Linked DNA regions of Homo sapiens: region 1 is linked to region 2. The links are chromatin loops, found by intact Hi-C in ENCODE. Cell type or tissue: chondrocyte. All regions are shown on one strand. Links, peaks and the distances in the headings refer to the core of each region. The heading gives the core; the rest is flanking DNA.

Region 1 (17,023 bases), core at 3,027-11,026, 230 kb before region 2:
CAACCAATAGGGAAATAGTTTTTTCAAAAAAAAATAATGCTAGAGTATTCTGATATCTACGTTAAAAAAAACAAACAAAACCTTGACAAACCCTACTTCATAACACACATAAAAATTAAAGATGAATCATATTACAACTCAATAATAAAAGATAACCAAATTAAAATATTGACACAGGATTTAAATAGACATTTCTCTAAAGAAGATACACAAAAATAGATGGTCAATAGATACACAAAAAGATGTCCCACATTAGTCATCCAAGAGGCACAAACTAAAACCATAAGAAGATACCACTTTATACCCAATAGGATTACTATATAACAAAAAAGACAGACAATTGACAAGTGGTGGTAAGGACGTGGAGAAACTGGAACACTCATAAATTGCTGGTGGGAGTGTAACATGATGCAGCTGCTTTGAAAAACAGTGTCTTAGTCTTGTTTTCTGTTGCTGTAACAGAATACCATAGGCTGGTTAATTTATATAGAAAACAAGTTTATTTAGCTCATGGTTCTGGAGGCTGGGAAGTCTAAGAACATGGTGCTGGCACCAGGTGAGGGCCTTCATGTGGTGTCATAACATGACAGAGGGCATCATATGATAAGAGGGCAAGAGCAAGAGAGACTGAGAGAACTCACTTTTATAACAAAGCCACTCTCAATGTAATGAACCCATTCCTGTGACAGTGACATTAATCTATTCATGATGGCAAAACCCTCATTAATCCATTCATGAGGACAGAAGGATTCGGTTTCCAACACATGAACTTTTGGGAGATACCTTCAAACCATGGCAAAGGGTTTAGCAGTTCCTCATAAAGTTAAACATAGATTTACCACATGATCCACCAATTCCACACCTAGGTATATACCCAAGAGAAGTAAAAATATATGTCCACACAAAAATTGGTACCTGAATGGTCATAGCAGCATTATTCATAATAGCCCAAAAAAGTAGGAACAACCCAAATATCCATTAACTGATTAATGGATTTTTTAAAATGTATATTTTCAGCAATGTATAGCAATAAAAGGGATATTATGCATCAGCAAAAAGAAATGAAATACTGATTTATGCTACAAAATGGATGAACATCTAAAACATTATGCCAAATAAAAGAAGCCAGACACAAAAAGCCATATATTGTATGATTCCATTTTTACGAAATGTCTAGCTTAGTAAAATCCATAAGGACAAAACATAGATTATGTGATTGACAGAGGGAGGAAAGGGAGTTGGGAGTAACTGCTAAGGGGTAGAGAATTTCTTGTATGTTTAATTTTTAAAATGTTCTAGAATTAGACAATGGTGATGATTGCACAACTTTGTGAATATACTAAAAACCAGTGAACTGTATACTTTAAAAGGATGAATTTCATGGTATATGAATTATATCTCAATAAAAACAATACTGTATGAGGAAAAAGAAGATAGATCAAAGACCTAAATGCAACAGCTAAAACCATAAAACTTTTATAGAAAAACAGAGAATAGGTCTTAGAATAGGTCAAAAGTTTCTTAAAACCAACAGTTTTGTTTAATATATTTATGTATAAAAATAGATAAGACCCATAATGGTGTACCAGGGAGCAAAATGATGATGTAACTTCAGAGGGGGAATAAGCAGTGGGAGAAAGTACAGCTCTGGTCAGCTGGGGAGATCTCATTGCAAGTAAGCACCCATCCTGGATGTTTTGCCATTTGGATGAGAGGTGCGTTAAAGAAAAAATCCTACATTCAGGAAAAGTCTTCCTAGTGTCACAAGAATGTAAAAAATCTGCTTCATTTAAACAGTCCAAGCCTGCCCACTCCATGTATATTTCAGAACACAAGCAGGGATATATCTCAGCACAAAAGATGTGATTCCTCGAGACAGCATTCTAAATACTTCCCTAATTATCAAAACCCAGAGCTTCCAAGACATGTCAGATTCTTTGTTCTTGTTTTCACCAGTCCATCAAATTTGCTTGGCTTCTTTTATAAAACAGTAGACCTCCTCTGGAGTCAATGTGCTTCTCTTTCTCTTACAGGCCCCTACTTTTATACTGCATTTTTTCAGCGAGGCCTTTTGTGGTAAGCTGACCCTACAAAACATCTGCCTGGCATATGAAACACAAAATTCTTTTTTGGAAAGCTTTCTGTATGTATCAGAGACCATTTCATTGTTTATTCCATTTTTGGCTTCCTGAAAGTTTATGGAATCAAATGGAAAATGACTTCAAAATAGATAAGAGATTACATGAATCTTTTCTATACTTCACATAGTCATGAAGATATATTAACCATATCAGATATGAAATCATGTGCTGGTGATTTCTTTTTAATTTACATACAGTAAAATTCACTTATTTTGGTGTGCATCATTATGGATTTTAACAAATAGAGTCATATAAATACCACCACAATCAGGATAGAACATTCTATCACTGTGATATAACTCCTTTGTACCACCTCTTTGTAGACAAATTGTACACCCAGCCTTAACCCCTGGCAACCACTGATGCTTCTCTGTCGTTAAGGTTTTGCTTTTTCCAGAATGTCATATAAAAAAATCATAGTGTGTGTAATCTTTTCAGTCTGGCTTCCTGCATTCAGCATAATGCATTTGTGATTCATCCATGCTAATGTGTGTATCAACAGTTCATTACACTACTGAGTAGTAGTCCACTGCACAGAAGTACCACATCTGTTTATCTATTTGCTAGTTGAAGGACATTTGGGTTTTTCAGTTTTTAGTAATTATCAATAAAGATGCTATAAATATATGGGTATTGTTTTTTGTGTGAACATGCTTTCATTCAATTTCATTCAATCCCATGAATGAGACTGCTGCTTTCAAGGTATTTTTTTTTTTCATCTTTAGTTTTCAGCAGTTCCATTATGATGCTGGTGTAGTTTTCTTTGAGTTTATCCTGTTTGGATTTCACTGAGCTTCTTGAATTTGTACATGTATCTTGCACCAAATTTGTGAAGTTTTCACACATTATTCCTTTATATATTTTTTCTACACTAATATTTCTGCTCTCTTTCTGGACTCTAATGACATAAATGCTAGACCTTTTGATATTATTCCATAGGTCCCTGCAGCACTGTTTTTCTTCCTTTTTTCTGTGTTTCAGGCTGTATAATTTTCTTTCTTTTCTTTCTTTCTTTTTTTTTTTTTTTTTTTTGAGAGAGGGTCTCACTCTGTTGCCCAGGCTGGAATGCAGTGGCGCTATCTCAGCTCACTGCAACCTCTGCCCTCCTGGGTTCAAGCAATTCTCCTGCCTCAGCCTCCTGAGTAGCTGGGACGACAGGCGTGTGCCACCACACCTGACTAATTTTTGTATTTTTTGGTAGAGATGGGGTTTCATCATGTTGGCCAGGCTGGTCTTGAACTCCTAGCCTTAAGCAATCTGCCCACCTCAGCCTCCCAAAGTGCTGGGATTACAGGCACGAGCCACCACGACCAGCCCAGACTGTATAATTTCTATTGATCTATCTTGAAGTTCACCGACTCTTCTTTATCAGCTCCATTCTGCTATTGGACCCATAGAGTTAATTTTAAATTTCAGATATTGTGTTTTTCAGTTCTATAATTTTCATTTGTTTTGTTTGTTCATTTGTTTGGCTTTAGTTTCTATTTCACTGCTATTTTTCCATTCATTTCAAGAGTGTTCAACTTTGTCTCATGGAGAATGGTTACAATAGCTGCATTAAAGTTTTTGTCTGACAACACCAATATTTGGATGATCATCTCAAATGAGCTCATCACAGCTGAAATAATCTATTTTTAGTCTTTTCCCTTGAGTACTGCTCGTATTTTCCTGTTTTTTTTTTTTTGTATAATGAGTAATTTTGGACTGTCTATTAGACATTTTGAATACCATGTTCTGAGCCTCTAGGTCTAGTTAAAATCCTCTCGAGGGTGTTGATGTTTGTTTGGTTAAGCAGAGAATCAACCTAGTGAGACTCAGACCACAAGTTTTGTCTCACCTTCTGTGGACAGTGGCTCTAATGTCAGTTTAGTTTTTAAAGCCTTTGCTATGAGGTTTGGGTTTGCCCAGCGCATGTGCCACTCAGGGGTTAATCTAGGACCTGGGCAGTGGTTCACATGGCAGTTGAGTTTTCGAAGCCTCTGCTTTGCTCCTTTGGGCCTGTGTGGCATATATGCACTTGGAGGTGAGCCTGGGGCTTAGCTCATACACAGAATCAGGGGATCCTCTTCTCCAGTTCTTCTCTCCCTTTAGATCCTTCAGATCCACCCCCAACCTCCGCTCCAGGGGCCCCTTTATGTGGTTTCTCTGATCAGAAAAACAGGTTTCTGTTAGGTTGTAGTTCCCCATTCTGTCATGCACTTCTGCATAACTGAGGTTGCCTTTGGGAGCAAAGTAGCAAAAAAAAAAAAAAAAAAAAAAAAAAAGAGGAAAATAACAGAGATTATCTCACACTCCGGTCAGAAATGTGGGTCTTCTTTTGAGATTTTAGGTGCCTGCACCCCACCACAACACCAATGCAGATCTTCAACTGGGGCCTGTCTTGGGGTAGAGTTAAGAAAGAAAAGGGAAAGAAAAAGAAAAAACAGTCTGGACACTGTGGCTCACACCAGCCAGGCAACATAGTGTGATCCAATCGCTAACCAAACATAAAAAATTAAAAAAAAAAAAAATTAGCCAAGTGTAGTGGTGCATGACTGCAGTCCCAGCTATTTGGGAAGCTAAGGCAGGAGGATCACTTGAGCCCAGGAGGTAGAGGCTGCAGTGAGCTATGGTTACACCACTGTACTCCAGCCTGGGCAACAGCGTGAGACTCAATCTCAAAAAATTAAAAGAAAAGAAAAAACAAATAAAATAGGAATTCCCCATATTCTTGAGCAAGAGCCCACTTTCCTAGACCTCTGGTTAGAAGTAGGAGGTTTCTCTTGGAGATGTTGCTGCCAGTGCCTGCTGCATAGTTCCATAATTCCATTGGCTCTTAGGTCAAAGCCAAGAGATAGAGGAGAGAAAATAAACCTCCAAAACTCACCACACAAGGGATTCATGAAGCTTTGACTTTATTCCCCATTCTCCATTCACCTGATTTTGTTTTCTTCTCTGTCCCTATTCTTATCATCCCTGCTGTTATATTAGGTTGGTGCAAAAGTAATTGCAGTTTTCGAAAACCTCAATTACTTTAGCACCAACCTAAGTACTTTTAAGAAGCCTCAGATAGTTGCTTTCAGTATTATCCAGAGTTTTTAATCAATGAGAAAGATATTTGTTGACTTCCTCCATCCTGGTGAGCACGGGAAGGTGGTGCCCATGATTTTAATGAGAATGGGCTAAGGGAACTTGTGATACTTGTCTTGATTTTTTTTAAACCTTCATCTGAATTGATACAGGAGCATACTTCATGTCAGGTAAGAATAAAAAAGGAAACAATTATTTGACACACCTTAATTAAGCACCTGCTAGGTGCCCGCTACTCTGGGAAAAGGCAACAGGGGTTCAACACATGGTCCCTGCTTTCGAGGGAGGCAACATCCACAGAAAGCATAGCCTATGTGAAAAAATACAAGACTGTACACAACTAAGGGCAAAAAAGATACAGAGAAAGGAAACAAGGTAAAAACTGGGGAATTAGAGGTGACACGGAGGCCGTTCAAGCCCCCAGCTAGACCTTGATGGAGAAGACAAGGCACTTTCCATCAGAGGGCAAGGGGATGGGGCGGGGTGATTATTATTCCAAAGTTGGCTTTGTACCTTTTTATTACACAGTGAGTTTGTTTTCCCAAAAGGAAAGAAAGAGACTGTTTCTAAGGGCATTTGATCACTCCTGACCCTGTTCTTCCCTCGCCTTCTCTCAACGTGGTGGAAAAGTGTTTCCAGGACTTTGGTTCAGAGTGAGGACTGGAGGCCCAGCCACACTGGAGTGAGTCATGAGATCTTTCCTGGGGAGTCTTGAATTACCACATACAAAACTCTCAGTAACTGTCGGAACTCAGCTGGTTGCTGGTTTTGCTTGCATGCTTTAGCTGCGTTAAAGCACTCGGTAGTTTATTTTTCATATTTTATTTGGGTTAATTCCTAAAAATCACAAAGGCAGCGCCTTCATGCTAGGACAGTATCTATTATATTTTTTAAAATTTTGTTAAGTATTCAGGAAGGCTTTGCGTGGACTGCTCCTGTTAGAAGACAACCACAAAGCGGGGGAGGCCACGGGTAGAGCGGTTGCACAGATGGCAAGTGTAAGCAAATAGCGGCCAAGTCCATTGTGAAGTTTCACTTGCAGCTGTGTGGAAAATACCTATGCTGGTGACTCAATGTCTTTGGATTTCTAGCTTTAAATTACAGCAGAGAAGACTCATTTTCAAGTGCTGAGCATATAGGGAGACTGGCAAATGTGGGCCAGTTTTGAGCCCATCAGTTACCATACACTGCACTACAGAAGGATAATTAAAAGCAGGGGGAAGGGGGAAGTCTTGTGGTAATCAGGGCATCAAGCATGGTACCTGGACAGCTGGCATGGCAACCAACCTGACAGCAATACTGTGTCTATTTCCAATAATAGAAATTTAGCTCCCTTCCAGTGTAGCTGTATGCTGGGGTCTTGATTTTCTTTTCTGGAATGAGGTGTGCGCAGATGCAACGTTATTGCTCACCTGGCCCATCAGAGTCACGTATAAATGGTCAGGCCAGTGACTGTATCATACTTGTGCCTCTCACAGTTTTGTCTGGGAACTCTACCTTGTGTTGTAAAAGACCTTGTGTCCTCTGACCCCCCTCCCCCGACTTCCACTCTCCTCTTGGTCTGCCGCTGGGACTGTATTTTGTCGCTTATCTAACACAAAATAAACAGAACAATCTGGAGCTAATTTAAGTGGTTTACCATATCAGGATACAGCTGGGAAAGATTTTAAGAAAAGGCTCAACAGGAACAATAGCGCTGTGAAGTGGAGCAGCAGCGGAGAGCACAGGAAGGCAGTTTCAGGCAGCCTGGCAGACAGCTGTCAGCCACTCCAATAACAATTCCTGCAGCCAATGAAAACGGGCAGGCTCTGTGCGGGCAGCCTGGCCGGAACACCAACAATGAAAACAAGGGATTAGAGAGCATTCTCAGTTAATGGCTTGAGTGTCAGGGCCACCAGTCTCCCGGGAGCCAGTGCTCCCAACCAGCAAGGACTGGAGAGGAACTGCAGATGAAACAACACTTCATTTCTCTACAACACTGGCCAAGACTTTTTTTTTTTTTTTTGACATGCATGCATCCACGCTGGCTTTATCCTGACTTATGAATCCAGCAAGGCCCACAGAGGAACATCTGGTTTTGACATTAATTTCTTCTACTCTGCAGGATGGTTGGGTTTTTAACTCATTGGGGGCCTTTGGCTAGACCTTGAATTTCCTGGTGCAACTTGACAGAGGTGAGAGGGCTTGAGGGAGTTAAATAAAACTATGTGCTGCCCTTGAAAGGACTTGCAAATGCTTTATATATTAAACAAAGAAACTCCACTTGGATCAAGCTCTTGACAAAGATCCAACCAATTAGGTAAACGGTATAGTCTCGAAAGGCAGTGACATTTCATGCAAGGAATACTGAATTGGAAGCATGGAGACTTGGACTCTTGGTCTACTTCTGTCACTGCAAAAGGTTTCTGGGTCAAAGTTTCCTCACTTAGGACCATGTGCCCTTATCCTCTTCTTCATCATTTCATTTATGATATTAGCTTATGCTCACACATTTTTTTTTCCAGAGAGTACTTGACTTAGTAAAAATTTCCCTCTAACAACAGCAACTTTTGGGTTTATTATAAAGTAATTCCACATGTTTAAGAATAACTTTAAAAAATAATCTGTGTCTGTGTTCTTAAGTTGTAGGGAAAAGAGAGAGAGATCAGACCATTACTGTCTCTATGTAGAAAGGGAAAGACATAAGAAACTCCATTTTGATCTGTACCCTGAACAATTGCTTTGCCCTGAGATGCTGTTAATCTGTAACTTTGCCCCAACCTTGAGCTCACAGAAACATGTGTTGTATGGAATCAAGGTTTAAGGGATCTAGGGCTGTGTGGGATGTGCCTTGTTAACAAAATGTTTACAGGCAGTATGTTTGGTAAAAGTCATCGCCATTCTCCATTCTCGATAAACCAGGGGCACAATGCACTGCAGAAAGCCACAGGGACCTCTGCCCAGGAAAACTGGGTATTATCCAAGGTTTCTCCCCATGTGATAGTCTGAAATATGGCCTTGTGGGATGGGAAAGACCTGACCATCCCCCCAGCCCGAGACCCGTGAAGGGTCTGTGCTGAGGAGGATTAGCAAAAGAGGAAGGCCTCTTGCAGTTGAGATAGAGGAAGGCCACTGTCTCCTGCCTGCCCCTGGGAACTGAATGTCTCGGTATAAAACCCGATTGTACATTTGTTCAATTCTGAGATAGGAGAAAAGCCGCCCTGTGGCGGGAGGCGAGACATGTTGGCAGCAATGCTGCTCTGCTACTCTTTACTCCACTGAGATGTTTGGGTGGAGAGAAGCATAAATGTGGCCTACATGCACATCCAGGCATAGTACCTTCCCTTGAACTTATTTGTGACACAGATTCCTTTGCTCACATGTTTTCTTGCTGACCTTCTCCCCACTATCACCCTGTTCTCCTGCCGCATTCCTCTTGCTGAGATAGTGAAAATAGTAATCAATAAATACTGAGGAAACCCGGGGACCGGTGCCGGTGCAGGTCCTCTGTATGCTAAGCACCGGTCTCCTGGGCCCGCTGTTCTTTCTCTATACTTTGTCTCTGTGTCTTATTTCTTTTCTCAGTCTCTCGTCCCACCCGATGAGAAATACCCACAGGTGTGGAGGGGCTGGCCCCCTTCATAAAGTAAGAAGAATGTCATCTGAAGGTCCAATAAAAATAAACAAATGAAGAAGTAGAAATTAATGTTGTATTAGTCACTGCCCCATCTATTGTTACATCACATCATAATACATCATTGAAATAGCATTGATTATTAAAGTTTCCATGATAATAGAATGTAAGACTAAATTTTCAGTGTAAAAATAAGAGAGATATGGATAGGTCTTCTAAAAGCAGAAAAGAAGATGAAAACTTCTAAAGGATAAAAAGATGGGTAGGATTGGGAAATATCCCCTTTAGAAATAGAACATCTCTTCTATTTCTAGACCAAGTAAGTTCAGACAACGATTACTTCAAAAATATCTGAGCACACTAAAAAAATTTTTAAAAATCCAACTATCTGAAAATATAAAATCTCTCTAGAACAGCTCTCAAGCAATAGTGTGTCGAATCACCTAGAAGTCTTGTGAAAACAGACTGCTGGGAACCATCTCCAGAGCTTCTGGTCCAGAAAGGGGCCTGAGAATTTGCCTTTCTAACAAGTTTCCAGGTGATAGTGATATTGCTGCTCCTGGGACCATACTTAGAGAACTATTGCTCCAGAAAGAGATTTAATGGCTAATACAATAAAGTCAAGTGATCTTACTCTGTATTTTTGTTGTTGTTGTTCTTTTAAATCAACAAAAGTGATTCAAGTGTCAAGTGTGGTTGAATGGTGAGAATGAAAAAATAAGCAAAAAACGAAGGGGTATTGAATCAGTGCAGAATAGTCAGAAGTCACACACAGAGAAAATGGATGTATTTTACCTTTGGTGAGGAGTAAATTATAAAAGGACTGTAGCTACTTTCTGAAAGGTAAAATTGTCCTGACTCAAGGATGAAAAGGTATGTCAAAGGGGAATGTTTTATAATAATGAGTCCCTGGGTCTAGACCTGATACCAGTGGTTCTCATCCTGGCTACATTATAGAATTACTTGGGCACACTTTGGGAGGCCAACGCAGATGGATCATCTGAGGTCAGGAGTTTGAGACCAGCCTGGCCAACATGGTGAAACCCCGTCTCTACTAAAAATACAAAAATTAGCCGGGTGTGGTGGTGCACGCCTGTAATTCCAGCTACTCAGGAGGCTGAGGCACTAGAATCGCTTGAAACCAGGAGGCGGAGGTTGCAGTGAGCTCAGATCGCACAACTGCACTCCAGCCTGGGGAACAGAGTGAGACTCCCTCTAAAAAAAAAAAAAAAAAAAAAAAAAAAAAAAAAAAAAAAGAATAACTTGGGCAATTAGAAACTTGAAAGGGGGCTTTCCGGGTGATTTCCAAGTACAGAGAAGATTATGAACCTGCCTACAAGGTGTTCTACTCTGCAGAAAAGATGAAGTGTTGAATCACAAAGAGACGAGAGACACAGCTTTCTATGGATGGTGATTTTAATTCCCATGACTGGACCACAGAATCTCAATACAAAGACAATGAGGTCAAGATAGATTAAATGATATGCAAGAGGCTGTACAGCTAGTTAGGGGCAAATCCACTATTAAACCTCTTTTCCTGAAGCCCATCCAAATTTCTGTCTACCATATTATTTGACTGAATTTGCAATAATAATTTTAAAAATAGAAAAAAGGTGGTATTTGGGGAGAATCTAAAATAGAGATCTCAGTACACAACAGTAAGGTCAATTATCACATTGGAGATTCCAGTGTTTTCAATCAAAATATCCACTATAAGAAACTAAGAAGTCAACACAGGCTTTCATCAATTCTGAAACTACCTCTAATGTAAACAGAGCTTTCACTATCTACAAGCCAAGTGGTTCCAGTGAGGTTGGTTACTGACGTTATTGTAGTACACAAAAGCCATGGGAAATTGAAGCATAAGGAAAAAGAGAGAAGATGGCCTACAGTGATGTTGTCTGGCAACCTTAAGAGATCACAGGCAGGCTCTTCTCCAGCAAGCTGTTTCTCATACTCCATCAACGATATCAACATATTGCACTGGGAGAGGTTTGCCAGAAGGAAAGTGAGGTCATGGAGTGATTTGGTGAAGCCCACAGCTCGTCTGTAACTCAGCCTACTTTATGGGACTCAAAGTGAATTAAAACTACATTTTAAAAGCTGTGTCTTCCACCTGGTTCTCCTCACTGTTTTTGGCTAGCAGGAAAAGGGCCTGTCAGTTTTATCTGTAGGAGGTAAAAAGGAACAGCACATTTCAGGGAAAAGCAAATAAACATATTTGCTGCGGTGGTTTCAGGTTTACCAATGCAGCAGGTGGGTCAGGAAGCACAGCACTGATCCCAATCACTGCAACATTAACATTTTGCTCAACCAAACATGATGTCACATGGCCCATGAGAAAGCATGTTTTGAGCTCATAATATGAAATAGAGGTCAGACAGGAGCTTCTCCCCCATGTGACCAACGCATCTACATTTTACAGGAATTTCTTCCTCTTGGGATCAATTCACAATACCTCTATCCATTTCCATGTCTTGATAAAAACCAAATAGAAAATCAGAAATTATTTTTAAAGCAGCTTTGCTGAAAGAATATTCAAGGCATTAGAAAGAAAGAATCAATATATCATTTTGATCACTTAAAAGCTTTTTTTCATGGTTACTCAAAACCCACGCAGAGCTAGGAGATAGGGCTCATTAAATCAGAGGGATTCTGGAAGACCATTTCCTGGTCAGCTGGAGCAATGTTGCCTGCACCAGTCCTATCCCTAACAGCCAAAAACTGTGATGAGAACCAGGCTTTTAAAATGTAGTTTTAATTCGCTTTTTTTTTTTTTTTCTTTTGTTGAGACAGAGTCTCGCTGTCGCCCAGGCTGGAGTGCAGTGGCGCGATCTCCGCTCACTGCAGGCTCCGCCTCCCAGGTTCACGCCATTCTCCTGCCTCAGCCTCCCAAGTAGCTGGGACTACAGGCGCCCGCCACCTCGCCCGGCTAATTTTTTGTGTTTTTAGTAGAGACGGGGTTTCACCGTGTTAGCCAGGATGGTCTCGATCTCCTGACCTCGTGATCCGCCCGCCTCAGCCTCTCAAAGTGCTTGGGATTACAGGCGTGAGCCACCGCGCCCGGCTTAATTCGCTTTTGAGTTTCATAAAGTAGGCCAAGTTACAGACAAATGCAGCAGTGTGAGGTAGACTTTCTATTTTTCCTATCCTGTTGTGTGATGGAACTTACTTATTTCTTTTGATTCTCAGGTTTCTCATGCTATAATTAAACACAAATGTGGCTCCTATCATTTTATTTTACAAAAGTGAGTTAGAGCCTCTTAATCCATATTTCAATATAGGCTCAGTGTTACATATTTGTGTTTGGAGCTGAAATCCACAGACCTGCCAGCTTAGTGCATCACAATTATTCTCTGCTACTATGTGTACATGTTTATACCAAAGTATAAAGGTACCCAAGATTTCAGCTGGGGGAAAAAAAATTTCTTTGCTAGCTGTAGTCACCTCAATAATGATTTCTTAAGATGACTGCTATTGTTAAAACTCATGTTTTTAAAAAAATTTTTAGTGTCAGAAAAATTTTCACTATAAAAGGTTAAATATTTACCTTAGGAGTAGAATAATAATAATTCACATTTTCCTCTTTATACCTTTCAATACCATGATTTTTTTTTTTTTTTTTTAGACAAGATACCACTTTATCACCCAGGCAGGAGTGCGGTGGTGCAATCATAGTACGTTGTAACCTCAAACTCCTGGGCTCAAGTCATCTTCTCACCTCAGCCTTCTGAGTAGCTGGGATTACAGATATGTGCCACCACACCCAGCTAATATTTAAAACTTTTTTTTCGAGACAGGGTCTCACTATGTTGCTCAGGCTGGTCTCAAATTCCTGGCCTCAAGTAATCTTCCTGCCTTGGCCTCCCAAAGTGCTGGGATTACAAGCATGAACCACTGTGCCCAGCAGCCACATATTAATATTTTTTATCAGAAACATTATCAAATTTTTAATTAAAATTAATGAACAAATAATAAGGATTTCTTTCAAAAGCTGACTTTAAATCTAAAATCATGTGGTTTATTATACAATAAAGTCTAATCTGGTAATCCAAAAGTTAGAAAGTATTATTTTAAATATTAATTTACAAAGAAGAAAGAAATGAACTAGGAAGTACTACCTTGTTTTACAGAGAAAAGTAACATTTCAGAGTCTATTATTTAACAATATAAAAGAAAACAAGCCCTTAATGTGACCACCAATCCTTCTCAATGCCACACCTTGTTGGACAGAATGGCCCACGTATCAGAATGGAGCAGCCCAACAAATACTCAGAGCCATCAGATGATGCCAAGGATACCTCATTATTCGTTTTATTTCATGAAAGTCTTTGTTTTTGAGACAGAGTCTCGCTCTGTCACTCAGGCTGGCGTGCATGATCTCAGCTCACTACAATCTCCGCCAGGTTCAAGCGATTCTCCTGCCTCAGCCTCCCGAGTAGCTGGGACTACAGGTACCTGCCACCACGCCCAGCTAATTTTTCTGTTTTCAGTAGAGGCAGGGTTTGGTCATGTTGGCCAGGCTGTTCTTTAACTCTGGCTCAAGTGACCTGCCTTGGCCTCCCAAAGTGCTGGGATTTATAGGTGGTAGCCACCACACCTGGCCTCATGAAAGTCTTCTTATGGACATTAAACGTTCCTATTATTTTTCTAGTAATTTGCCAGGCAATGGGCTACTTTCTTTAGTTTTTGAGCTTGCTCCTTGTTCCTTATGTGTGTATTTTTGCCTAGAAGAGACATAATTCAATTCTGGCAGAAACTTTCCCTTTTGTCAAACAAATCTGGTTTTCACTATCAATGCGCAATCAGCTTGGTTTCTGCTTCCCAGTCATTTCCTGGATACCTTTTTGAGTTATTTGATAATTACTTGACCAAGAACTACTGCTGCCACCTCTAATCAATTAAAATTGACACAATTTCTAGGCCCTTGGCTTTTTTTTTTTCTTGAAGTTTCATCAGTCATGACCTTAGGACCTTTCTGAGCTGCATTGATACCGTAACTAAAAGGAAAACAAGTGATTCCAGGAAAAGACTATCTGCATTGAGGATCGTGATTAGGAAAGCACTTTGTTAATGTCAGTCGAAGGCAAGCTAACTCTACACACTAAAAGAAAAGATGTCCTACAGGCAATAATGAGAAAGGTCAAATAGGCTTTCTACTAAATATGGATACTACATTAATTTGGGGAAAAAAAGAAAAGGAGAGTGAGGGTATGAATAAGAAGGTAAAATGGAAGCTAACACCAACCAGATCTAAGTGGACACTACAGGTTGAATACTCCTTGTCCAAAACACTTAGGACCAGAAGTGTTTGGGATTTAAAATTTTTTTTGTGGGATATTTGCATATACATAATGATACATCTTGGGGCTGGGATCAAATCTAAACACAAAATTCATTTATGTTTCATATACACATAGCCTGAAGGTAATTTTATACAATATTTTAAATAATTTTGTGCATGAAACAAAGTTTGACTGCATTTTGAATGCGACTAGTCAAAGAAGGTCACGTGTGGAACCTTCCACTTGTGGCATCATATCGGCTCAAGAAGTTCCAGATTTGGGAGCATTTCAGATGGTGGATTTTCAGGTTAGGGATGCTCATCCTGTATAGCCTTTATGTAGTCTTAGTTTGTGTCTTCATTAATGCTCTGAGATTAGCATTTATTACAAGTCTTCCTTAAGATCAATGATTCATTGTAAAATTACTGAAGTTCGGGATGAATATAATGTGGTAAGCGCGTATGACTTCCATAAAATCCAAAATATCCAAGATACTTACATCTCATATGTGAACAGCTGATAATAATTACACACTCTACCTTACATTTCTTTTAAGGCTCTCAGCAGGCGGTCTATGACAGCTTCCCATGCAAGTTCTAAGGCAAGATAAGAGACAAAGCTGTGGCCAGGTGCCCTGACTACGGAAAGAAAGAGAAAAAAGGCCCAGAAATCTTCCCTGGCCTGTTCCAGTCCAGAAGAAAGGAGACTGGGCCTGGGCACACAGACAAACTGTCTTTAGTTTAAAGAGGAGAACAGACTTTATCAGATTTCAGGGTTAATGTGGTAAAACACTAAACTTGCCTGTCTTCCGGGAAAATGCACGTAGAACAAGAGGTCACTGAGATGAGGACCCCTGGGAATCCTACCTCAAGACCCTCTGTTTCCTTCCCATCCCCAAAGACATCTTTCTCTTATTGATAAAAACAGAAAGATAAGAAGGAAGCTACAACATCAATTTGTTCTGCAGATTAAATGTTACATTAATGCCAAGTTTTCTCCTTGAGATTTATCATTTTCCTATTAAGTTGTATCATTTATCATGTCCTAAAAGCAATACAAGTGTGTAAGAAAATCAGGAATGGAGCAAAGAATGAGACAAAGGTTTAGTAAGTGGAGGTTGTTATTCATTCTTGGGGGGATCTTTTTGGCCTGTTTCTACCAGTAATTATAAACACATAGATACACACACACATGTATTTCAATGTCAAACTTTAAATTACCAACTTGCTATGTGCCAAGCACAGGGAATGATATAGTGGTGAACAAGACAGACAAGGCCCCTGCTCCTATAAAGCTGAATTCTGGTGAAGGAGACAGGTGATAAATAAGGAAAGCAAATAATAAACGTTGAGAGAATTCCCACTGTGGTGAGTGCCAGGACAGAAACCAAACACTGTGATGGGGCAGACCATGAGGGAAAAGGGAGAGGGTGCAGAAGATAGAGGAGTTGACTTCTGAGCTGAGAATTAAAATGACCAGGAGTCAACCCTGTCAGGTCAGGATGAAGAGAGCTCTAGGCAGAGGAAGCTCAAGTTCAAAGGCCCTCTCTAATACAGTATTAGGTAGTTGGATACATTGTGCCAAAGTTCCTTTTAAACTACAGACTATATTCTATATTCCTATAGTTGTCTGTTGTCAAGAAAAACTTAAGCTAAATGCATAAAGCACAAAGGAACGTCAACTCAAATTTTATGATTATCATTACTTCTCTCTCATTATCTGTATAACCCACCTACTTAATTTTATTGAAATTTATTTATCTGATAGGATACATGCCCATCTGAAGTCATTTTTTTTTCTTTTTTGTCTGAGCATACGCATTTTTCTCAATTAAATCACTGGTTTTTTAAAATGCAATTGTGTTTGTTTTATTTTATTTTATTTTATTTTGAGACAGAGTCTCACTCTATCATCCAGGCTGGAGTGTGGTGGCACAATCTTGGCTCATCGCAACCTCTGCCTCCTGGGTTGAAGTGATTCTCATGCCTCAGCCTCCAGAGTAGCTCGGATTACAGTTGTGTGCCACCACACCCAGCTAATTTTTATGTTTTCAGTAAAGACGAGGTTTTGCCATGTTGGCCAGGCTGGTCTCGAATTCCTAACCTCAAGTGATCCACCCACCTCGGCCTCCCAAAGTGCTGGGATTACAGGAGTGAGCCACTGTGCCCAGCCTGCAGTTATGTTTAAAGGTGGAATATTAAACCACAGGTTCAAGGGGGAATCAAGGAAGACTAGATATACTTCAATCAAATTTGGCCACCATCAGTTAATTTCTTAGAAACTTATAAGAGAACAGACCAAGAGACAGACACAACTCAAACAGTCACCACACTTCCTTACGCTGGCTCATCAGCATCATGAGACAGGCTTTCAACCCTAAAGACAATTCATTCTAGTTTTTAACTATAAATTTGACTGAGGTGTAGAAAATAGATGTATTAGTAAATAGGCTTATTGTTTCTCTTAGGAATTGTATTGTCTTCTAAATACAGCAACTAAATATTTGACATGTAATTTTATAGTTAATATATCTGCACATTAGGGATTTCTGATGGCACTATTACATACATATTAAAACCACTACTCTTAATGCTTCTGTTAGCTGAAGTCAGAAGCTTTAGGAAGGCAACACATTGTGAGGTTTTTTTATTAAGTTATTTTCTACGTGGAATTAAACTTTATAGAAACTTTTCAGGGATGTTTTAATTCAGTTCATTGCAGACTGTATCAAATTTTATTTCAAGGGACTTTCTTACACTGAAAAAAATAAATTCCTTATTTTAGAATAGTTTTAGATATACAGAAATGTTGCAGAAAGTTTCCATATGCCCCAAGCCCAGTTTTCTCTATTGCTAACAACTGACATTAGTCTCATAAATTTTAAGTGGCAAAAATCTCAATATCATGTGCACACA
Region 2 (17,023 bases), core at 4,827-12,826:
GGTGTGCGCCTATAGTCCCAGCTACTCAGGAGGCTGAGGCAGGAGAATCACTTGAACCCAGGAAGCAGAGGCTGTGGTGAGCTGAGATCGTGCCACTGCACTCCAGCCTGGGCAACAGAGCAAGAGTCTGTGTCTCAGAAAAAAAAAAAAAAAAAAAGAGATGGACAGCCAAATGTGCACAAATTACACTTCAATTATACCAGACTCTTCAAAGCACTTTCACAGAAAGCACTTCCTGCCTGCTAGTAATCATTCTCACTCAAAGGTAAGAGGTTTGTGGGGAATGAGGACCTAATGCTATGCTTCCAGTTCATCATTCCAATTAAAAGCTTCCTGCTGGGTGTGGTGGCTCATGCCTGTAATCCCAGCAGTCTGGGAAGCTGTTGGATCACTTGAGCTCAGGAGTTCGAGACCAGCCTGGGCAACATGGCGAAACCCCATATCTATAAAAAAACAAACAAACAAACAAAAATTAGCCAGACGTGGTGGCACACACTTGTAGTCACAGCAACTTGGGAGGCTGAGGTGGGAGGATTGCTTGATCACTTGAGGTGGAGACTGCAGTGAGCTGAGATCACGCTACTGCACTCCAGCCTGGGCAACAGAGTGAGATTGTGTCTCAAAAAATGAAAAAAGAACTTCCTGATTCCTGATGAAGAGAGGAGAGCTGGCCCTGCTGGTTTCTGGTGCATCCCTAAGTCTATCATGTTCTTCCCACTCACAGGAGCATCCATCATTGGTGTGAACTGCCACTTTGACCCCACCATTAGTTTAAAAACAGTGAAGCTCATGAAGGAGGGCTTGGAGGCTGCCCGACTGAAAGCTCACCTGATGAGCCAGCCCTTGGCTTACCACACTCCTGACTGCAACAAGCAGGGATTCATCGATCTCCCAGAATTCCCATTTGGTAAGACCAACATTTGATGAATCATCTCAATATCTTCATTTGATATGCATATAAACTCAAGTAAATCTATACCCAGAGATCTTTTGTCATAGTGAAGAGATGGCTTGGTGTCTCCTCATGTCTTGTCCCTGGTTTCTGTCCCTGCAGCCAAAAGCCCCTTCGTATTAGAGAAGAGCAGAAGGAAAGGATGGTCCCAGCTAGCAAAAAAGATCTCTGAATTTAAATATAAAATCTAAGGTGAATCAGCATCTAAACAGACAACTAGTGAGTCATACTTTGGGGTTGGTGAGGATGCCCTTCATGGGAGAATCAACAGATATTTAGTTCTAGTTCCAGCTCTGTTGCTAAGTCCTGTCACCTTAGGAAAATCTTTAAATTCCTCTAGCTCTCAAATTCTTTATTGGGAAAATAAGATCAGACCAGTTATCTCTAAGGTCCTTTTCTCCAATTTTTAATATGGCTCAGCTACTCCAGAGTTTTGGGATTGCAGGCAAGATACCATCATCGAGTGACTGTATAACAAGTTTTAATGAAGAGACCAAGCAGATGAAGTGAGGGGATACTTGCAGTCCAGGCAGAAGGAAAAACTTTCCCAGCATGATTGGGAAGAGCGGGTGGGTTGATCTCACAAATTAAGCCAGAGTGGTCAGCAGGGGCAGAGCATGCCCAGCCTCCTATTTCCTTCTAAGGTCTTTACACCCTATCCTATATTTTATAGGGACCCTTAGACAAGTAAGATATTATAAAATACAATCACTCTGGAGGAGCCACAGAGGAAGAAAGGCAAGGCATTTGTGTTACTTACTGCTGTATAACACATTAAATTAATGCAAAATGTAGTGGCTTGAAAAACCACTTCTTATCTCACAGTTTCTCCAGGTCAAGAATTCAGGGATAGCATAACTAGGTGGTTTTGGTTCAGGGTCTCCTAAGAGGTTGGAGTCCGGATATTTGCCAGGGCTATTATCACCTGAAGGCCTGTTGGGAGCTGGGGGATCTACTTCCTAGCTCACTTAATTGGTTTTTGGGAGTTAGTGTCAGTTTCTTGCTGTCTGTTGACTGGGGGCCTCAGTTCCTCAGCTCATGGGCCTTTTCACTGTGATGCTAGAAAACATGCTTGAAACATGTGATGCTTGCAACATGGCAGCTGGCTTTCCCCAGGGTGAGTGCTCCAAGAAAGTGCAAGGCAGAAACCATGATGTTTTGTATAGCCTAGACTCTGAAGTCACATGCCAGTTCTGCCATATTCTATGGATCTCACAGACCAGCCCTGTTATAATGCAAGAGGGGACTGCACAAGAAGAAAAACATCAAAGGGCAGGGGTCATTTGGAACCTCCTGAAGGCTGGATACCACAGCATGTAAAAGTGAACATACAACACAAAGTAGCAAAGTTTTTTCTTAAATGTAAAAATTGAATATTGAAAACAATTCATTTATTGAAAATTACATACTTGTAGCTACTTATCTTGAATTTTTATGAAAAGAATGTATAATGCCTAATGGCATAATGCCACTTATTACAGGACTGGAACCCAGAGTTGCCACCAGATGGGATATTCAAAAATACGCCAGAGAGGCCTACAACCTGGGGGTCAGGTACATTGGCGGGTGCTGTGGATTTGAGCCCTACCACATCAGGGCAATTGCAGAGGAGCTGGCCCCAGAAAGGGGCTTTTTGCCACCAGCTTCAGAAAAACATGGCAGCTGGGGAAGTGGTTTGGACATGCACACCAAACCCTGGGTTAGAGCAAGGTAAGCATCTTTTTACTAACCCAAACTAATTTAGATTATGAATATGTTCAAGTGAGGCCATTTAGAAGACTGCAGCAAATTTGTTGTGTGATGATGAAGAATCAGTCATCCCCAAATTCTCTCCCAGAGATGTTTACAAAGCATCCTTATTAGGTGATTTCTGGAGATTGTTTTAAGAATATAGAACGTATTTGACCTGATTTTGGATTTTGAAAAGAAAAAGAAAAATTTTTTTAAAAATTGTTTTTAAATATAGGCTGGGTGCGGTGGCTCGCGCCTGTAATCCCAGCACTTTGGGAGGCCAAGGTAGGAGGATTACTTGATCTCGGGAGTTTGAGACCAGCATGGGCAAGATGGCAAAACTCCATCTCTACTAAAAATACAAAAAAAAAAAAAATTAGCTGGGCATAGTGGTGCATGCCTGTAATCACAGCTACTTGGGAGGCTGAGGCACAAGAATTGCTTGAACCCGGGAGGCAGAGGTTGCAGTGAGCCAAGATCACGCCACTGCACTCCAGTTTGGGCAACAGAGTGAGACCCTGTTTTAAAAAAAAAAAAAAAAAAGAATATAGCATGTAAATAAACGTAAGTGGCAATGAAATGTGATTTTGTGCTCTAGTAAAGCACCATTAGTGTGGTGCACAATACTCTTAAATTGCATTGATTTTTAAGAGTTAAGGACCACTTAAGTATAGCTAATACTGATTGTTCTATATCAAGCATGATTTTCAGAGCTGGGAATACGGTGGCAAATAAGACAGGCAAGGTCTTTGCCCTCAGAGTTTACATTCCAATGGGGAAGATGAATAATACACTAGTAAAAAAAAATGTATGTCAGGCACTGGGAAGGGCAGTAGGAATATAGAAATGAGAAGCCGTGGATTAGAGACTCACAGTCTACTGGGTAAAAGAATACGAAAGCCAATGTATTATACTGTGGTAGCTGCTTTAGTAGATGTATGGATAGAAAAGTAACAAGAGAAGAGAATGACTATCTCTGCCTAACAGAAAGATATTTTAAAAGAAGGGTTTTGGGGCTGGATTTTGAAGGCTCAATAGGCTCCTACCATATAGAGAACTAGGAAGCGGGTGGAGGACAGGTGCTCCAAGGAGAGGTAGCAGTTCCACTCTGTTCAGCAGCTATTAACAGAGCACAGCTATCTGTCAGATGCTGTTGTGGATGCTGAGGTAGCAAGCTAAACAAGGAGCTAGCAATCTAGCAGGCAGAACGATAAGCAGGTAATGTCCAATGAGTATAGTAAGTCCAAGGATGAAGATGTGCATAGGTGTGCAGGGTCTGAGCTAATGTCCCAAGGGGCAAAAGGCAGAGAGAGGGTGAATGAAGGATTTCTAAGAAAGCTGATGCCTGAGTTGAATTCTGCGAGAGGAATTACATTGCTAGAGGAACAGCCCTCAGGAAAGCACTGAGAAGTGGAAAGAGAATGACACATTGAGAAACTGGAAGTTTGAGAATAGCAGAGACAGAATTTGGTGAAAGACACCTCCCAGGAGGAGGAGGCAGCCTCTTTATTCATGCTCAGGAGTTATGTAGGACCCCATCCCAAAGGCAAAGAGGAGCCTGGGTGGTCTCAGGTAGCCCAGGGCAAGGTTAGATTAGCAAGTTAGCAAGTTGTAATCGCCATGTGAGGAAGACTTGCTAGGAGGGACAGCAGACAGGTTGAGGCCTGAGCTAGAAGGAAGCAAAGGAAATAGAAGGGCAGAAGTGGAGCCTGCAGAGTGAGAGGTGCAGAAGTTATCCAGGGTTTGGGGAAGAATAACCAAGGTGAACTCAGCTGGCTCATGAGGATGTGAGGAAGGACAGGTAGTGTAAGTGGAATAGACAGTACTCCTATCCCAAATTTTCCCTGTACATATATTAAAAGAAGAAATTCAAGGTGGGCATAGTGACTCACACCTGTAATCCCAGCACTTTGGGAAGCTGAGGCAGGCGAATCACTTGAGCTCAGGAGTTTGAGACCAGCCTGGGCAACATGGCGAAACCCTGTCTCTACAAAAAGTACAAAAATTAGCTGTACTAATTTTGTACCTATGTGGTGGCATAGGCCTATAATCCCAGCTACTCAAAAGGCTGAGGCAGAAGAATCACTTGAACCTGGGAGGCGGGGGTTGCAGTGAGCCAAGATCGTACCACTGCACTCCAGACAGGGTGACAGAGTAAGACCCTGTCTCAAAAAAGAAATTCAAAGTAACTTTAGACTTACAGATTGAGGGGAGGGGGTGGAATTTTTAGTCCAGATTAATGTGTGTTTTAATGGATGCACTCTGAGAATCCAAAGATGGCTCCCTCAATGTGCACTCATAACAGAACAAGAAATCACATCAGTTTTTACATCAAAGGGCACCTTCTATGACAAAAACCATTGTTAATGAGGCAGATGCCTCTGGAGGAAACACTGTAAAAAGCCTTCCAGCAGAATGGACCGCTTCCCAGTCCCTCAACTGCTTCTGATGTTTCTTCTCATCTACAAAAGTAAAATACAGTGTACAGTAACCTTTTAATCAAAACACAGCATCATGGATGGAGACAAAGCCTGTTGCTGATGGTTGTTGCTGTTCAGCAGCTGACACGGGTATTCTAGTGATGCTACTGTGCTGCTTAGTTACCCTGAGCACATGATTTTTTCACTGTGTTAATGGTATGTCATACTTTTCCTGTTAAGTATTAATGTGTGGATAAGTGTAAGCAAATGATTGTTTATCAGTAGCATATAAATTCGTAGTCAGGAATCATGGTGAAGCCAAACAACCACAGACTGCCCACACAGGTGGCTGAGATTGACACCTTTGCTTTTTAATGTCTGATAGGCAACTTTGTGTGCTGCGTGAAATTATTTAAAATATTATATAATTTTTAAATGGTTCCATGATATAAAGACCAAAGCTAGGGGAGGAGTCTGTTGTCTGGTGTCATGTGTTTTGTTCACACAGGGCCAGGAAGGAATACTGGGAGAATCTTCGGATAGCCTCAGGCCGGCCATACAACCCTTCAATGTCAAAGCCAGATGGCTGGGGAGTGACCAAAGGAACAGCCGAGCTGATGCAGCAGAAAGAAGCCACAACTGAGCAGCAGCTGAAAGAGCTCTTTGAAAAACAAAAATTCAAATCACAGTAGCCTCGATAGAAGCTATTTTTGATGAATTTCTAGGTGTTTGGGTCACAGTTCCTACAAATACGGAAAAGGGGGTTAAAAAGCAGTGCTTTCATGAATGCCATCCTACACATATTATTGCTATTACCTGAACAAAATAGAATTACAAATAGCACTTGATAATTTTAAAGTATGTTTTAGAAATTTTCTTAGGAGCAAAATAAGTACAAAGTAAATCTTGAACAGGTTCACTAAGCACCCACCCTGTGAAAAGTATTATGGAAATCACTGCTGCACAGGAAAAGTAATTCAGATGTTAATGCCACTTGAAGAAGTTGGTAGGCTAGCAAAGAGGATGAGACATGAACTGTCATAAAGGACTCAGCAACCAGCCAGGGACAGATAAAGCGCTATGGAAAGGGGCTTCCAAGTTCTTTTGAACATGACCCTTAGTAACAAACACAATTTATATAATGACCCAGCAAAACACATCACATCTTACTGTCGAAATTAAATGTGTGATCCATCCTAGTATTTTCTGTTCCATTCCTTTTCATTCTATTTCATTTATAAAACATGCTAGTTGAGACTTTTCAAATGGATTTTTATGACCCACTACTGGGTTTGGATCCACAGTTTGAAAAATATTGCTACAAGACACTTAAGGAGACCATCCTGTTTAAGTTTATTCTTATAAGTAGGTCAGTCATATGAGACCTGATCAATAAATATCCAATACCCAGAGTCCTGCTCTCAGAGTTCTTCTGTTTCGTGACCCACTTTTCTACCAGTAAAAGACATAGACCAATGGGGAGGAGGGGAGGAGAGATGGATATTTCAGCCCTCTCCATCCTAGTCAACACTGGATCCACCTAGTGCCTCTGGGCCATAAGGCTGAGCAGAGTGAGCTTGTATTAGTTGGTAGCTTTTAAAAAATATAATAAGAAAAAAGTAGAGATTCTCCAAACTCTAGCCTGGTTTCCTAGATTGAGAACTATGATATTTTTCTCTGATAATTTAATATCTACTCTCCTACAAAAGCTCAAGCCTGAAGATACAAGACTATTAGAAGAAACATGACTACCCTCAGTGTATTAGAAAAGAGGTCATGCAGCTTTCTAAACATTATTGAATTGTTTGAGCTGTTTTGAAATTGTAATTCTTTTCAGCTATTAAAAAGAAGAGCAATGAGACTATATTGCTTGTATTTTATTCTTATCCTGGTTCTACAATTTGCTAAGTCTTACATGAAACCTCTATACCTCAATTTCTTCACCTATTTAAAAGAAAAACCTACTTCACAAGTATGCTGGAATTTTAAAGGAGCAGGTGGCAGTATTTAAAAGGAAAAGAGGCCCTACTGGCTCTTTCTGGAGAGCCAGTCAGGGAATTCTAGAAAACAAAAATAGGCCAGGTGTGGTGGCTTACGCCTGTAATCCCAGCACTTTGGGAGGTGGACGGATTACTTGAGGATAGGAGTTCAAGACCAGTTTGGCCAACATGGTGAAACCCTGTCTCTACTAAAAATACAAAAATTAGCCAGGTGTGGTGGCACACACCTGTAGTCCCAGCTATTCGGGAGGCTGAGGCATGAGAATCACTTGAACCTGGGAGGCAGAGGCTGCAGTGAGCTGAGATTGCACCACTGCACTCCAGCCTGGGAGACAGAGTGAGACTCTGTCAAATAAATAAATAAATGGAAAGGCAAAGAAATTGCTAGAATTTTGTTACTAAGAGTTAATAATCCACCCCTAATCCCTCAATGCACAGAAACAGAGCCAAAGCAGCACAACTTTCAGAGGCTGCATATGGCTAGTGGAAACAAGAGTGAACTCCACTTGTTTTTTGTTTTTTGTTTTTTTTTTTGGCAAAGTTGTTATCTATCATTTCTCTTATATTCTCAAACCAAGCTCAGTATTTAAAGCTTTCACTCACAGATGACATTTTATTGGACTTGCTGTTCTATTACTGTGTAAAATGCATGTTCCTTTAATATTCTTTTCAGAGTTTTGTTGCCACCAAAATATTATAACCTTTAATCATTTTTATATCCATCGTTTTTTAAAATATTTTTCTGAAAAGGAGCTATGGTAAAGACATTCTTGAATTAAATTATATGTCAACACTGCCTCCTAGTGGTATAGTTCATATTTTGAAATTGTTTTTAAAATTTCAGTCCCTCCTCCAAACATGTGCATTTTATTTCCAGAAATCTTGTTCATTAAGAGAGAAAGCTCATTTAATACCTAAGAGTTGATTTATGTTAAATAGACATTTCTCACTGGTAAATATTTTTTATGGACTCCGAACCAGAGGGACCTTAGAGATCAAAAGTCCAAACTATCCTTTTAAGGATAAGATTACCAAGGCAGGATGCAAAGTCAGGAAGCACTTCTCACTATTCCAAGGCTGTCAAGAAAGACGGCTTTAGCTTAGCCTTTTGTAGGAAGGGTTGGGGAAGCTGGGGGGCAGTACCAGAACAGATGGTCCACAAAACTAAGGAGTCATCCTCCAGCCAGGAATAAAATAAAGGTCTTTGGCGTTACTCAGAGTAAACATGAACTCACTAAATAAACTGTTTGCAGTTTGTACTCTGACACTTCTACACACTGTAGCAAACCACCTTTGGATAAGACAGCCAAGCCAACGCAGACCCCTAAAGGAAACAAGAACTGCGCAGGAATGAATCAAGAACATCCGTTCCCAACTTCTCCAGATGGGGGCAGCAGGTCGCCAGCAGGAAATGCATGAGTAACCTTATTTTGTTTGAACTTAAGTTATTTCATCAGGCTAAGCTCTAACAGTTTTGGTCAGTTTTTTCTTAAGACATGTGGATCTTTGAATCACATCCAGGACAACGCACCCATCAAGAAAAGCCTTTAACAAGTTTGAGTCAGGAATTAAAAAAGAGGAAGGAAGGGAGAAAGGGAGGGAAAAAGGGAGGGAGAACGGGAGGGAAGGAAAGAAAGGAGAGAGGGAGGGAGGGAGGAGAGAGGCAGGGAGGGAGGAAGGAGGGCGGGGAGGGACTGCAGGAGAGCAGGCAGGCAGGCAGGCTTTATGCATCTCCAACTAGATCCCCATTTTCCCCAGAAACGTTTTTTTTTTTCCAGCCTTCAGCACACTGAAGGGCTTGAGGGCTTTATAGACTGTTCTCCCAAATAGCCTCCTTGATAGTCAATAACATCCACTCAGTCAGTCTGGAACCTCCCACGTGTTACCTGCCAGGTCAAGGACCCTGGCTCTTAGATAACAAAGGAGGAAGAAGTCAATTTCAAGAGAGAAAAATAGGACTTATGAACGGCTTCAGAAATAGTATGCCTGGTGGGATGTTAAACGACAGAATTAGAGATAGCAAGGTATAATATTTCTAAACATCTTCAGGAAGGAATATTTAGTGTTTGAACAGAAAATGATGAAAGGCAGGCAAATGCAAAGAATTCTCAAAAATGGTAACAGGAAGGGTAGGATCCTTTGGTAAAATTGGTGGGAGTGTGGTGAGAGAAAGGAATGGCCAGAAAATGCTTCCGGTTTTCAAGCAGCTGGAGGCATTCTGTTGGCATTGGATAGATGAAAAATTAAGATGATGGAAAATGAGAGAGACAGATGTCATCATTTATGCTGCTGTGAGTTACAGGAATAATACCAAACAAGTCATGTACAGCAAAACAGTAAAAACAGGTTAATTTATATGCCATGAAATCAAACGCATGATCATTTTAACTTGTGGTTAGATGGTTAGATGTTTACATTTAAATTTATTAAAGCTTCCAGGCTGGGCACGGTGGCTCACGCCTATAATCCCAGCAGTTTGGGAGGCCAAGGCAGGCAGATCACTTGAGGTCAGGAGTTCAAGACTAGCCTGCCAACATGGTGAAACCCCATCTCTACTAAAAACGCAAAACTTAGCTGGGCGTAGTGGCAGGCGCCTGTAATCCCAGCTACTTGGGAGGCTGAGGCAGGAGAATCACTTGAACTTGGGAGGCGGAGGTTGCAGTGAGCCGAGATCGCACCACTGCACTCTAGCTTGGGCAACAAGAGTGAAACTCCATCTCAAAAAAATAAATAAATAAAAATAAAAATAAATAAATTTATGAAAGTTTCCTATGTAAATACTTACATGAAATGTATTAAGGGAAACATTTCACTTATTTTTAATAAAAAGATATTTCTCTAAATGCCTGAACTATCTTTAGCAGTCATCACTTGCATGCAAACTGTTAATGTACCCTTCAGAAATTATTCCAGTTTGTTCTTTTGGGCAGGTTCAGTAAGACCTCTGCTTGGCCCCATTCTGTGGTTATTTGTTCCAATTTACTACATGATCTTGAAAGGAAAAAGCTGAATATCTTTTTAAATAGTTCAGACTTTTTCTCAAGTCAGCCTGGTCATTCTTCCAATTATTCTGACTTAATGAGATTTTACTGTTCTTTGCAAAAGTTAACGTCCTAAACACCTGAGGTAGCTTAGTGGAATTCACCTATGGCTCAAAAACACTAGTGGCACATAGCAGAAAAAGCAAGGAAGACATTTAGAATCAAGACTTTGGGGTGCAAGTCCTAGCTTTGCCCCAACTCCCTGCAGAACATTGGGTAAATCACCCCACTTCTCTGTCCTTCAATTTTCTCAACTGTAGGATAACAAGTTTCTAATGCCTTGCTGGAAAACTCCACAGTTGTTTGCGATTTGATGATATAAATAAATAATAGCCTCATCATTGTCAATAAATATTTACTGAATGCCACTTGGTGGTATGTTTCCAGCGGACTGAAATTGTTAATTAATTATTCCCCTGGCTAAACAGACAGCCGACTAAAACAAGTAACACTGTTCAGAGGGCAGGGAAAATGTTACTACCCTAGACTCAGCCTGGTGCTGAAAAATGAAAATGTCATTCCTCCCCACAGGTACTGTTTTCTAAGGAGACTTGGGTCTGTGGTTTTTCATATTATGAACTGTTTCTATTTTCAAGGTTCAGAATTCTTTGTAGATTTGCATAAGCTAAATATTCTAAAAATCATCAAGTGAGTAATTTTTGGTTTAGAGTCCTTCATCTACCTAGGAAGGGAGAGAGCTGGCTTCTCACATTTTGAGAATAGGAGAGTGGAATTTGGGAGCTAGACACCTCAGGATTTTTTTCCTTCCATCAGGCCATTCTCAGCAGCTTGATGACTCCCAGATTTCTCTCTCCAGCCTGGACTACTCCCCAGCATTCAGGCACATGATATCAGCCTGGCCTGTAGACCCAAGCCAGCGGTCCGTGGCCCGGACCCTGTACCTCAGGCCCCAAGCCACTTCCCATGGCCATTCAGGCAGATGCCCCAGGTCTGGAGCAGGTCCCACATGGATCCTGGTTGTCAGAGGCACCTTCCTCAAAATTGTTTACATCCTCCTCCAGTGGCTGAGAGCAGCCAGGGCCAGCTGTGCCATCTAGGAAGGGAACCCCAAGCCTGGACCAGTCAGCATGGGACCCAGTCCTCATTTGTCTCCTTCTGAGTGTTCAGTGACCCTGTACATCCCCGTACCATGTCCCTCACACCCACCCCACTCCTGGAGTGACCAAGTGCCCTAAGAAGCCTAAGGCTTTATGTTGGTCCTGGTTCCAGGAGGGAGCCCTGGTGATAGGATGGCTTCTGCTGGCAGGAACTGTATTTTATCCCAAGATCTGGTGAGATTGGGCTACCCAGTATGGTGCTGACACTCTGATTTTGGCTGACTCACATCAGACACAGGACAAGTTCAGGACCTTTGCCCCTTGCCTTGAGCAGTGAACGTAGGCCTTCATTGGCTCTCACCTGTGAGGGTTCTGACTGCAGCAATACCTATGGTCTGCAGCACTCAAGCGTAAACAAGAATCTAACATAAAATGAATTATTGACACTTCATGTATATATATATATATATATATGAATATATATTCATATATATGAATATATATGAATATACATATGAATATATATATGAATATACATATATGAATATATATATTATATACGAATATATATATGAATATATACGAATATATATACGAATATATAAACGAATATATACGAATATATATACACGAATACATATACGAATATATATATACGAATACATATACGAATATATATATACGAATACATATACGAATACATATACGAATATATATATACGAATACATATACGAATATATATATGAATATATACGAATATATATATGAATATATACGAATATATATATGAATATATACGAATATATACGAATATATACGAATATATGTGAATATATACGAATATATGTGAATATATATGAATATATGTGAATATATATGAATATATGTGAATATATGTGAATATATATGAATATATATGAATATATGAATATAAATGAATATATATGAATATATATGAATATATATATGAATATATATAAGAATATATATACGAATATATATGAATATATGAATATATATGAATATACATATATGAATATACATATGAATATACATATATACGAATATACATATGAATATACATACGAATATACATGAATATACATACGAATATACATGAATATACATACGAATATATATGAATATACATACGAATATATATACGAATATACATATACGAATATATATACGAATATATATACGAATATATGTGAATATATATACGAATATATGTGAATATATATACGAATATATATATGAATATATGTGTATATATATGTGAATATATATGAGAATATATATGTGAATATATATGTGAATATATATGTGAATCTATATGTGAATCTATATGTGAATATATATGTGAATCTATATGTGAATATATATGTGAATCTATATGTGAATATATATATGAATATATATGTGAATATATATGAATATATATGTGAATATATATGAATATATATGAATATATGTATATATACGAATATATATGAATATGTATATGAATATATATGAATATGTATATGAATATATATATTGGTATAGATATAGATATATATGTTAGTTTGAGACAGTCGTTCTGTCACCCAGGCTGGAGTGCAGTAGTATGAGTTCAAGCAATCCTCCCATCTCAGCTTCCCAAGTAGCTGGGACTACAAGTGCACACAACCAAGCTGGGATGATTTTTGTATTTTTGTAGTGATGGGGATTCACCATGTTGCCCAAACTGTTCTCAAACTCTGGGCTCAAGTGATCAGCTCACCTCTGTCTCCCAAAGTCCTGGGATTACAGGCATGAGCCACTGTGCCCAGCCTGTTCCCATATATTCTTGGTAAGACTTGCAGTTGTGGTCATCATCAACAAAGCACAGTAACCACCTCACAGAGAGTCATTTAATGGATGCCAGTTTTCAGAAGCATCCATTGATGCTTAATGTACCACCAGGAGTAATGATATAACCAGTATTAAACAAATGGTGTTGGGGAGCTACAGAAACAAGATCCATATTGTCTCAATACAGTTTCCAAAGAAGCATGGCATTGTCAGTAATAATGGCATTGCTATGTTTTTCTCACAATGGGAGATATGAAAGTATCACATGTGACAATAAAGAACAAGAGATTGTCCCTGTTCCTCAATAGGGACAGATGGTGTCTGGATACTATGAAGAATCTTTATGTGCACTAATTGGACAACAAGCAGTTACCTCTTCTCAACCCATTATTCTAAATCCTCATGAACATGTCACTCACTATACCTCACACAGGCCCATGAATGTTTAGATATGTTTTTAAATCAAATACCTTTAAAAATATATTTTAAAATCTAATTTTATATATATATATATATATGTAGGTGCTCCATAAAAATATTTTCCCAGAGCTCTCCACACCCAAGGAGCAGCCCAGTTGGACTCTGAAAACAAGGTCCTGATCTTCCCTTGCCCACTTAAACTTGTCTCTCCCACAGGATCTTTCATATTTGAAAATGGAAGTTCTACTCTTCTAGTTGCTCAAGCCAAAATCTTGAAGTCATCCTAGACTTTTCTCTTCCTCTTATACTCACATTCAATACATCAGCAAAGCCTGTCAGATCTACCTACAAAATGCATCCAAATTTGACTGCGTTCCACTTCCTCCTCCTTATTTCCTAGGGAGTAATGGACTAAGCTGCCATCATCTCTCACCTAGAATATTTCACAATAAATTTCTCTACAAGTTCCCTTAATTCCTCCCTAGTCTCCCTCAGATCTATTCTCCATAGAGTGTCCTGAATGATTCTTTTAAGAACTAAGTCATATCATGTCAGTCATCATTTCAAAACTTTGCAGTTGCCTTGTGTCACAGATCTTGAGTCATGCACTCAGATGTCCCTTCAAGGAAGGACAGGCTGCCCATCTGTGGGTTATGTGACTGCAGCCCCCAGCTGCCATCCCCTTCAATGTCAAAGCTGCAGACCCTTTGTTCAAAGTCACATCCTTCCCAGGCCAGCCTGCATCTGATGCCTGAGCAAAGCAAGGGCATAAAACCCTGGCATTCTGGCCTGACTAGCGGCAACTCTGACAGGAGATATTCTCTCCAGAACTCACCACCAGATTGGCCTAGGCATTTTTTGACCTGCATTGCAGTTCAGCTTCTACTTCTGCCCAGTCCTATCTCCTCTTCCTCTCTTTTCAAAAGTGTCAGACTGCACTGCAGTCTGAAGGGTGTCTCTGCCTACTCCTGTGCCTTCTACCTTTAATTTTCACTAGTATTTCCACTGCCCCTCCAGCAAAATCTTGCACTTCTATGTCCTTCTCAGCATGTGATTCCCAGAGGACAAAAAATGGCTCATTTTCCTTGACTGCCCTATGTGAAATAGCAACACACCCCTCTTCTATATCCTCTATCTTCATTGGGGTGCTTATTCTTCTCCATAGTGATTGTTACCACCTGCTGTGCATTTTTGGTCATATTTTATTCATTCACTCATTCATTCATTGTTTCCCCACAACATTAGAATATAAGCTCCTCAAAGGCAGGAACTTGACTTTGTTCACTTCCATACCTGAGTGCCTAGAATAATGCCTTGGGTATAGTAAGAGCTCAGTAAATATTTGATGAATGAAAAAACATGAATGCATATTTGGGAGACCCTTGCTAGAAAGAAGAAAACTTGAAAATTACAGAAACATTTCATTATTTTTTCTCAGACATCAGACTATTAGGAGCTGAAAATGTTTGTGGTTGGCTTACTTCCAAATTTGAACCTACACTCCCATTCTCTTCATTCCTACATGCACATATTTATGCTTCACATATTTGAGCACCTTATATGAGGCCTGACACTGGACTTAAGGGCTGAGAGGTACAAAGATGCCACTTGTCAGTTCCTGGATCAGTGAGGGAGACAAGCCCTCACTAAAGGACTTAAGTGCTCTAATAGACACTATGATTTGGATGTGGTTTGCTCCCACCAAAACCCATGTTGAAGTTTAATTGCCAGTGCAGCGGTCGTGGGAGGTAGGGTCTAGTGATGGTATATGGTCATGGAGGCAGATCTGTCATAAATAGATTAATGCCTTCTGGTGGGAGTGAGTGAGTTCTCGGTTTCATGGGAATGGATTAGTTCCCAAGAAAGCAAGTTGTTATAAGTGAGCCCAGCTTCTCCTATGTGTCTCTTTGCACATCCTGCTTCTGCTTTCTGCCAGTAGTTGAAGCAGCAGGAGACTCTCACCAGATGAGCTGCCTGATCTTGGACTTCCCAGCCACCAGAATCACGAGCCAAATAAACCTCTTTTATTTATAAATTACCCAGTCTCAGGTATTCCATTATAGCAACCCAAACAGACTAAGACCATAAATGCCACAAATGATGCTGTGAAGGCACAGAGAAAAGCTGCTTACACCAGCATAGTGAGGGCTGCGGTGCCCTGAGGAAGCCCAGAGAAACACTTCCATTCTGCTCACCTCTTTCTGTTCTTCAGACCCCCTAAGCTCATTCCTACCTCAGAGCCTTGGCACTGGTTGTTCCCTCTGCCTCCTGATCTTCAAGTGGTGGTACCTTCCTGTTATTCATGTCTCAGATCAAGTGTCACCCTTTCAGGGAGGCCCTCTTGAATACCTAAAGTTCTCCATCCACCCCGATCCCCTCAACCCCTAAACCTTGATTGGTTACTCTGTCAAGTAGCCTTGCTTTAGTTTTGTTGTTATTGTTGTTGTTCCCTTTTTGAGACAGGGTCTCGCTCTGTCACTCAGGCTGGAGTGCAGTGGTACAATCTTGGCTCACTGCAACCTCTGGCTCCTGAATTCAAGTGATTATCATGCCTCAGCCACCCAAGTGGCTGGAATTACAGGCACGCACCACCATGCTCAGCTAAAATTTTTTTGTGTTTTTAGTAGAGACAGAGTTTTGCCATGTTAGCCAGGCTGGTTCAAACTCCTGGCCTTATGTGATCTGCCCACCCTGGCCTCCCAAAGTGACTGGATTACAGGCATGAGCCACCGCACCAGGTACTTTTGTTCTTCATAGCACTTCACATGATCTATTTGGTTATTTAATTATTGTATACATTCTATCTCTTCCTCCCTGTGCTATAAGTCCTAAGAGGACAGGAACCTTGTTTTTCTTACTTATTGTCCCAACTCCAGTGCCTACAAGAGAGGGCTTGACACACACAAGGGACTTAATAATATTTATTGAATGATTATGTGGAAAAATGAATAAAAAGATAATGCTCCTATAGAGACATAAAGAAAGACTAGTGGCCAGGCTCAGTGGCTCATGCCTGTAATCCCAGGACTTTGGGAGGCTGAGGCAGGTGGATCACTGGAGGTCAGGAGTTTGAGATCAGCCTGGCCAACATGGTGAAACCCCATCTCTACTAAAAATACAAAAATTAGCTGGGTGTGGTGGCGGGCACCTGTAATCCCAGCTGCTTGGGAGGCTGAGGCAAGAGAATCGCTTGAACCTGGGAGGCAGAGGTTGCAGTGAGCCGAAATCATGCCACCGCACTCCAGCCTGGGCAACCAAAGCAAAACTCCGTCTCAGAAAAAGGAAAAAAAAAAAAGTGACTAGAAAGTCAAGGTGGGTGTGAGAGCAAGGCATTCCACGTTCCACATTAGGGGAAAAGCTTCTGCAAAAAAATGGTTTGCACTGCCTTTTTTTTTTTTTGGACAGAGTTTCGCTCTTCTTGCCCAGGCTGGAGTGCAGTGGCGTGATCTCAGCTCACTGCAACCTCCGCCTCCCGGGTTCAAGTGATTCTCCTGCCTCAGCCTCCCACATAGTTGGGGTTACAGGCACCCGCCACCATGCCCAGCTAATTTTTTGTATTTTTAG

What was found. Hi-C counts contacts between places; a loop is a spot of excess contacts. Peaks named below come from ENCODE experiments on the same cell type or tissue, not always from the same donor. Only the 100,000 strongest peaks of a DNase experiment are listed, where the experiment ranks them.
Region 1: a loop joins it to region 2, with 3 times the contacts of the local background. A loop is called at or near these places in 19 of 110 quality-filtered maps.

The regions. Positions count from the first base shown.
Region 1 is chr5:78,901,533-78,918,555 of GRCh38, forward strand. The region is part of intron 4 of ARSB (arylsulfatase B); the gene reads right to left. Among named protein-coding and RNA genes, the nearest start is that of ARSB, 75 kb to the right of the region's middle. In chondrocyte, for the core only: a CTCF peak has its summit at 7,031; no DNase peak of the experiment used is centred there.
Region 2 is chr5:79,125,322-79,142,344 of GRCh38, forward strand. BHMT (betaine--homocysteine S-methyltransferase) reads left to right here. Exons shown (of 8, transcript NM_001713.3): 6 at 725-907; 7 at 2,434-2,662; 8 at 5,612-6,967. The coding sequence ends at 5,795. Among named protein-coding and RNA genes, the nearest start is that of BHMT, 22 kb to the left of the region's middle. In chondrocyte, for the core only: CTCF peaks have their summits at 8,213 and 8,427; no DNase peak of the experiment used is centred there.